Regions from separate parts of the Homo sapiens genome. Here all the other regions are linked to region 3. Evidence: read pairs that join two places in POLR2A ChIA-PET (ENCODE). Cell type or tissue: OCI-LY7. All regions are shown on one strand.

Evidence for each region. Peaks named below come from ENCODE experiments on the same cell type or tissue, not always from the same donor. Only the 100,000 strongest peaks of a DNase experiment are listed, where the experiment ranks them.
Region 1: POLR2A ChIA-PET joins it to region 3 with 6 read pairs; 2 of 35 experiments call an interaction of 5 or more read pairs at or near these places.
Region 2: POLR2A ChIA-PET joins it to region 3 with 6 read pairs; 7 of 35 experiments call an interaction of 5 or more read pairs at or near these places.

The regions. Positions count from the first base shown.
Region 1 is chr1:93,319,759-93,322,258 of GRCh38, reverse strand. The region is part of intron 8 of CCDC18-AS1 (CCDC18 antisense RNA 1); the gene reads left to right. Among named protein-coding and RNA genes, the nearest start is that of CCDC18-AS1, 25 kb to the left of the region's middle. In OCI-LY7, no CTCF peak of the experiment used is centred here; no DNase peak of the experiment used is centred here.
Region 2 is chr1:93,031,768-93,034,267 of GRCh38, reverse strand. No RefSeq gene overlaps it. Among named protein-coding and RNA genes, the nearest start is that of MTF2, 46 kb to the left of the region's middle. In OCI-LY7, no CTCF peak of the experiment used is centred here; DNase peaks (open chromatin) are centred at 277, 1,147 and 2,385; H3K4me3 peaks cover 1,484 bases; H3K27ac peaks cover 2,121 bases.
Region 3 is chr1:92,952,782-92,955,281 of GRCh38, reverse strand. All of the region lies in intron 1 of DIPK1A (divergent protein kinase domain 1A), which reads left to right. Among named protein-coding and RNA genes, the nearest start is that of DIPK1A, 7.4 kb to the left of the region's middle. RefSeq lists a silencer at 591-774. In OCI-LY7, no CTCF peak of the experiment used is centred here; a DNase peak (open chromatin) is centred at 1,541; H3K4me3 peaks cover 2,230 bases; H3K27ac peaks cover 2,427 bases.

The sequences.
Region 1 (2,500 bases), 370 kb before region 3:
GTGTTAAAAAAGTCATTTTAAGAAACACCATTCAAAATTTGAGTACGAAAATTAATTTTGCAGCACAGATATACGTTGAGTAGAACTTACTGTTCAAATATAGAAAATGACCAATACATATAAGAAAAATATACTTATTTAATTCCTAAAAAACACATAGATTTTGCTGATAGGAAAAAGAGAAGCAGGGATATAAAGGCATAAATTGCATGCTTTCAAAACACACAGGCTGTATTGATGAGAAACAGAGATGTGTGGACATGGATGCGTGAAAGGACTCACTAAGGCTATAATGAAGGGCCATGAGGAAAGAAAGCATTGACATTTGTTCTTTCCTGGACCTTGACCTTGTGTTATCAGGACCAGATATAGCAGATCTTATAAAGAGGGTGGAAAACAAAACCAGTAGATTCACATAATTCAATTCCAGGCCAAGAATGTAAAAGACATGAGATTGGTGTTTTTGAAAGCCAATGCTACCTAAAGGGGTAAAAATTCAAATTGTTTCTTCCATAAAATTACTTTTTAAGAAATGATAATTAGAATTGAAACAACAAAACTCTCAACTACTGGTTTTTTACAAATACAACTTTTGAAGGAAGAGTCAAGAATAATTCATTACCCTTCTTAAAACCCTGTCCCACTGTTTCTCATTATCAGCCACTTTATGTCCCAAATCACAGAGAAAAGGGGGTCTTCCTTCTTTTTCCCACCCTTTTTTTTTTTTTAGACGATGTCTCGCTCTAACGCCCAGGTTGGAGTGCAGTGGTGCGATCTCAGCTCACTGCAACCTCCGCCTCCCGGGTTCAAGCAATTCTCCTGCCTCAGCCTCCTGAGTAGCTGGGATTACAGGTGTATGCCACCACGCCTGGCTAATTTTTGTATTTTTAGTAGAGATGGAGTTTGACCATGTTGGCCAGGCTGGTTTGGAACTCCTGACCTGAAGTGATCCTTCTGCCTTGGCCTCCCAAAGTGCTGGGATTACAGGCGTGAGCCACCACGCCCTGCCTTTCCCACCTTCCTTTAACCTCCTTCCAGAAGAAAGAAATAGCCAATTTAAATAAACATCTATTGTGTGTTGATTTTGTTGTCTGTGATGTTCAAGGTACTGGAGAATGAGCTGTAAATAAGACAGACAGCAATTGTGCCCCCCAGGAGTTGACGTTCTAATGAGGGATGACAGCCAATAAACATACAGAAAAAAATGAATTAGAACTTCAGGTGCTGATCAACATTATGAAGCTATAATAGGGTATTGTGAGAAAAGTGACTCAGGGAGATGGGATACTACATTAGCTGTGATAGTCAGGAAAGGGCTGAGAAAGTGACATCTGAGTCACTTTGTATCACCTAAATCAGGGGTCCTCAACCCCCAGGCCACAGACCCATACAAGTCTGTGGCCTGTTAGCAACCGGCCTGCACAGCAGGAGGTGAGCAGCATGTGAATGCGAAGTTTTATCTGTATTTATAGCCATTCCCCACCACTCGCATTACTCGCATTACTGCCTGAGCTCTGCATCCTATCAGATCAGCAGAGGCGTTAGATTCTCATAGGAGGGCAAACCCTGTTGTGAAATGTGCATTTAAGGGATCTAGGTTGCATGATCCTTACGAGAATCTAATGCCTGATGATCTGTCACTGTCTACCATCACTCCCAGATGGGACTTTCTAGTTGCAACAGGTTCAGGGTTTCCACTGATTCTACATTATGGTGGGTTGTATAATTATTTCATTATATATTACAATGCAATAATAATATACATAAAGTGCACAATAAATGTAATGTGTTTGAATCATCCCAAAACCATCCCCCATAACCCTAGTCCATGGAAAAAATTGTCTTCCATGAAGCTGTTCCCTCATGCCAAAAAGGTTGGGGACCACTGACCCAAGTGATAAAAACAAGGAATCTTTTTATTACCCAAGTGATAAAAAGAGATCCGGGGGGCTCTCCAAGCAGAATGAGCAAGAGGTGGGATGGCCTGAAGCATGAACAAACTTGGTGTGTTCATGGGACAGAGTATCAGAGTGGTTAGAGCTCAATGAACAAGGAGAAGAGTGGAGAGAGATGAGGTCAGAGACACAGATGGGGCAAGATTTGGAGAGCCTCATAGACTCTGATGAGAAGTTTGTTGATTATTCTGATGCAATGGGAAGTCTTTAGATAATTTTAAGCAAGGAAATTATATTCTCTGGTTTACGCTTTAGAAATATGACTCTGGCTGCTATGTGGATAGAGGAAGGACAATGAGGAATCAAGAGTGCAGCCACAGAGACCAGTGAGAAGTGATGATGGCATTGACCTAGATTGGAAGAGTAGAGATGGAAAGAAGTGGTTAGGTTCAGAATATATTTTGGAAGTTGGAGCTAATGGAACCTATTGATGAATTGGAAGTAGATACTGATGGATTGAATGTGCTGTGTGAGGAAAAGAGAAGAGACAAATAGGGCTCCTAGGTATTTGTCCTGAGCAACTGAGTGTATAATTGTGTAATTTA
Region 2 (2,500 bases), 79 kb before region 3:
GCTATTTAATGTTTTTCTGAATAAAGAAAAATTTAAATTTAAAACTATTACCATGAATTTTAATGTTCATCTTTCCGTTGTGCAATGCCGGTTTTAAATGAAAATATCAGAGTATTTAACTCATGCAGAATCAACAAAATTACACAATTTGTATATTGTAGCTTATACACACACATATGTTTTGTTCTTACTAGAACAGTAGAAACACTGCACAAAACTAACTCAACTGTTTTTATTTCACTTCTTGATTGCACGTGTTCCTCCTAGCACTATCTTCAGCTTACTGATGAGTAAGGAGGAACTGAAAGGGAAAGAAACTAAGAGCTGTTATCTTTCCCTTTCCTTATAGGGCATCATTTTCTGTGTAAGTGGTTGGCTAATACAGGGAAGCAACATAAGCAAGAATGAATATGACATGATTCCTTTGATAATTTTTTTTAGGATGCCTTTGCTTTCTCTCTGCAGTCAAAACAGGCTCCGGTTTGAATGGAAAACATGGCCTCTCAGGACTGTCAGTGCCTACTTATTTGTGGACATACATGCTAATCATGTACTTCCTTTGTGTCTGCTACATTTCTAGGCATTGTGGGTCTGTAGTGGAATTCTGTGTTCATGGAGCAAATCTGGAGAGCCATATGCAGACAGATTTAGTAACAAAGACTGGAAGGCACTCATGTATCTTCTCTGCTCATGCCATTGTCCCATTGAACATCACTTACAAAATATAAGTTCAAAAGTAAAATAACTAAGAATTTCAAAATGGAGACAGCAGAGCATTCAACCAAGTGCAAAGCTCTTCTGAGAGTGGACCCTGTGTGATTGCACAGGTTGCACACCTGTGAAGCCAACGCTGATTGAAATACGAGATTTCTAAATCATTTTAGATACATTTTTGGATAAGCAGTGCATCTGAGGGCATAACATTTCTTGAGTTCTAATCTTTCTTCCCAACTGAGTGACTTTGAGCAAATGACGTATTGTTTGGCAAGTTCTTGGAATTGAATTGGATGTTTTCATCTCTCCCTTATCCTGTCCTGACTTAAAAAACTAGAAGAGTGAATTGCTGAGTCATTTTGCTCAACTTGTCGAAGTGAAGAACAGATGGCCCTGTTCAAAAGGTTTTAACCCCCAAGAGGGCCTGTGGTTGACAGGGAACAGGGGAGGGGTTGAGCAGTTGGATGTTGCTGGGAGCATGGGGCATGCATGTAGCTCAACGGGGCATGCATCTGATCCAGATGTGCATCAGGTAAACCAAGAGAGGTCTGATACAAAGCTCTTCAACCTCCTAACCCTCTCTAAGAAGCACAGCAGAGCATCAGAATAAATGGATAGAAAGGTAGTTTGTAAATTAAAATTGCAAATGCTCAACGATAATAAATATTGCTTTTTATCTACATGTCATTTAATGGCCTTAATAAAGGTAATCTATACAGATTGCCTAAGAGAAATATTTAAATAACAAGTTATTTATAATACTTACTATTTAACCAGAAAAATACGTTAATCAGATTCATGAAGGTAAAGCACAGAACAACTCTAAGTTATTTTATAACTATGATAGTAATACAAGCTCAAAAATATTTACCGAATGTAGAATTAGAAAAAGGAATCTAATTTTGAAGAAAACACTTTAAGCTGTGGTGATGGGCTGCTAGACACTATCAAATGCAGTAAATTCTACCATCCATTGTTCTATTAGTAAGAAATGCCTGTTATCTGAACATTTCCCTTTTTAATCCGATACCATATAATTATCATAGGATTTCATATATTATTTCATTATTATAGGATTTCAATTCTGTGTTCATGGGGCAAATCTGGAGAGCCATATGAAGACCCTGGGACTCATGTAGTAATCCAAAATTTTTGAATGGTGACATTACATTCTATTTTATTTCAATGATATTATCACATTTCAGTGCTTTGAAGACTCAGTTTCTAGAATATCTTATTTATAATGTACACATGGTATTTGATTACCAACATATCCTATTCTCTGGCCAAACATAAAAACTCTAGTAAGTAAAGATTTTATTTACTTAATTTCTAGATTAAGATTTCTAAATTTCTCTATACATCAAAAACATTTCTGCTTTTCAAAAAACTTTTCATTATTGTCAAATAAATGCAATACTTTTATTTACTTTTCTAGACCTCTGTCCTTCTATAGTTATAAAATTCACTTTTGTTGTTTTCATGTGCCAAAGCCTTATATCAAAACAATGTACTCTTTTAAAACTGCAAGATGCAAGTGTAAATTTTATCCCTGTACAGATGGTTAATACACTACTGATTGGTAAAGCGAGGTGGAAGCATGAGAAATACAATCCCAGACCAATTTGCCTGGCATTGTTCAAGCACAGAAGAATCAGAAAGCCCACGTGGGACCTTCCTCTACATTAAGAATACTCAGTGCATGAACAGATGCACCAGCCTTTTAAAATGATGGTGCATCTAGCTTGGTTATTTTCTTAAGAAAACTATTTAACTATTAACCAAT
Region 3 (2,500 bases):
GGATAAATGCATAATGACATGTATCCATCATTATTGTATAGAGTGTAGTTTCACTGCCTTAAAAATCTGTGCTCTGCTTATTTATCCTTCTGTCCCCACTGAGCCCCCAAAAGCCACTGGTCTTTATTGTCTCCATAGTTTTGCCTTTTTCTAAAATGTCATCTAGTTGGAATCACGTAGTATTTTAGGTAGCCTTTTCAAATAGGCTTCTTTCACTTAGTAATATGCATTTACGTCTCCTCTATGGCTTTTCATGGCTTAATAGCTCATTTCTTTTTAACGCTGAATAATATTTCGTTGTCTGGGTGTACCACAGTTTATCCATTCACTTACTGAAGGGCATCTTAGTTGCTTCCAGTATTTGGCAATTATGAATAAGGCTGCTACATAAACATCTGTGTGCAGGTTTTTTTGTGGAGTGCCCCAGTTTTTCATCTTGATGGATTATAGTATTATTTTTTATTCTCCATGAAAGTTTTCTTTTTTTGTAGCAGTTAGGTACATTTTATTGTTTTTATTTTTAAAAGTTGTTTCTAAAAGCAACACTATATCATCCTGTTAAATACCATCATTTTACATTGTCTGATTGAAGAGGTAAGGTGTTGTCGGCTGGGCACGGAGGCTCACGTCTGTAATCCCAGCACTTTGAGAGGCTGAGGCAGGTGGATCACTTGAGGTCAGGAGTTTGAGACCAGTCTGGCCAATGTGGCGAAACCCTGTCTCTACTAAAAGTACAAAAAATAGCCGGGTATGGTGGCATGTGCCTGTAGTCCCAGCTACTTGGGAGGCTGAGGTGGGAGAGCTTGAACCCGGGAGTTGGAGGTTGCAGTGAGCCAAGATCACGCCACTGCACTCCAGTCTGGGTGACAGAGTGAGACTCTGTCTCAAAACAAAAAAAAAAAAAAAAAAAAGAAAGAAAAGATAAAGTGTTAATATTTTTAACATATCCATTTCTTTTATTTATTTATTTATTTTTTTTTTTGTGAGACAGGGTCTTGCTTTGTTGCCCAGGCTGGTCTCAAACTCCTGGGTTCAAGTGCACCTTCCCACCTTGGACTTCCAAAATGCTAGGATTATATGTATGAGCTACTATGTCTGGCCATATTCATTTCTAGATGTTCAAATCATTTGCAAATAATTTTCCTTTAAAACTTTTTAATCTACGAAGTATGCGAGTTTAGAAAACCAGGATATTGCAATGTGCATGTTTTAATAACCCAAAATATTAGTAAATGAATTTATCTTTGAAAATAAGCAATTCCTTTTTTGTTGTTGATTGGGTATTTAATGAAATTAAATAGTTATCTTTCTTAGGTGTGATCATGGAATGGTGGTTATTTTTTTCTGTTTCATTTTTTGTTTTTTTAAATTATGGTCAAAAGCACATAAAATTTGCTATCTTAACCATTTTTAAGCATATAGTATAGTAGTATTAACTATTTTATGCACTTTGTGCAGCAACAAAGATCTGTGCAGCAGATCTCTAGAACTTCTTCATCCTGCAAAGTCGAAACTCTACCCATTGAACGACTCCTCATTTCCTCCTGCCCCTGGCCCTTGGTGACCACATTCTGCTTTCTGTTTCCATTAGACTGCTTTATACTTCATATAAGTGGAATCACACAGCATTTGTCTTTTTGTGACTGCCTTATTTCACTTAACATAATGTCACCCATGTAGATTATGACAGGATTTCCTTCTTTTTTAAAGGTGAATAGTATTCCATTGTATGTATATTCCACATTTCCTTTATCCATTCATTAGTCGATGAACATTTAGGTTGCCTCTACCTCTTGGCTATTGTGAATTGTACTACAATGAACATGGGAGTGCAAATATCTCTTTGAGATCTTGCTTTCAATTTTTTTGTATATCCAGAAGTGGGATTGTTGGATCACATGGTAATTCTATTTTTAATTTTTTTAGCAACCTTCATACTGTTTTCCAAAGTGGCTTTACCCTTTTACATTCCCACCAACAATACACAAGGGTTTCAATTTTTCCACATCCCCGTCTGCACTTCTTTTCTTTTTTTTTTTTTAAGAGTGACCATTCTCACGGGCGTGAGCTGATACCTTGTTTTAGTTTTTATTCACTTTCCTGATGATTAGTGGTGTTGAACATCTTTTCATATGCTTTTTGGCCATTTGTATATCTTCTTTGGAGAAAGTTCCTTCTTGATTTGTTGTTTCAGATTGATATTTATTCAACAGGGTTATGTGTTATTGTGAGCAGAGTTCCCCTTTCTTAAGAACAGGGTAAACATGTTTGAAGATATTCTTCCAAGAGAGATTTTAATGTATTAACAAGCTTCTGAATTAGTACATCCATTTCAGATGTAGCATAGTATCAGAGTCATAGACTATTATTAGATCTTAGAGCTAGTGCCACAAGTTTTACTCCCTGTCCCCCACTGCTTGAAAATTGGGACTCCTTATTTATTTTAAATCTAGAATGTTGATCAGGCTGCCATCCTATGTACCTTTCATTGGATCCTGTA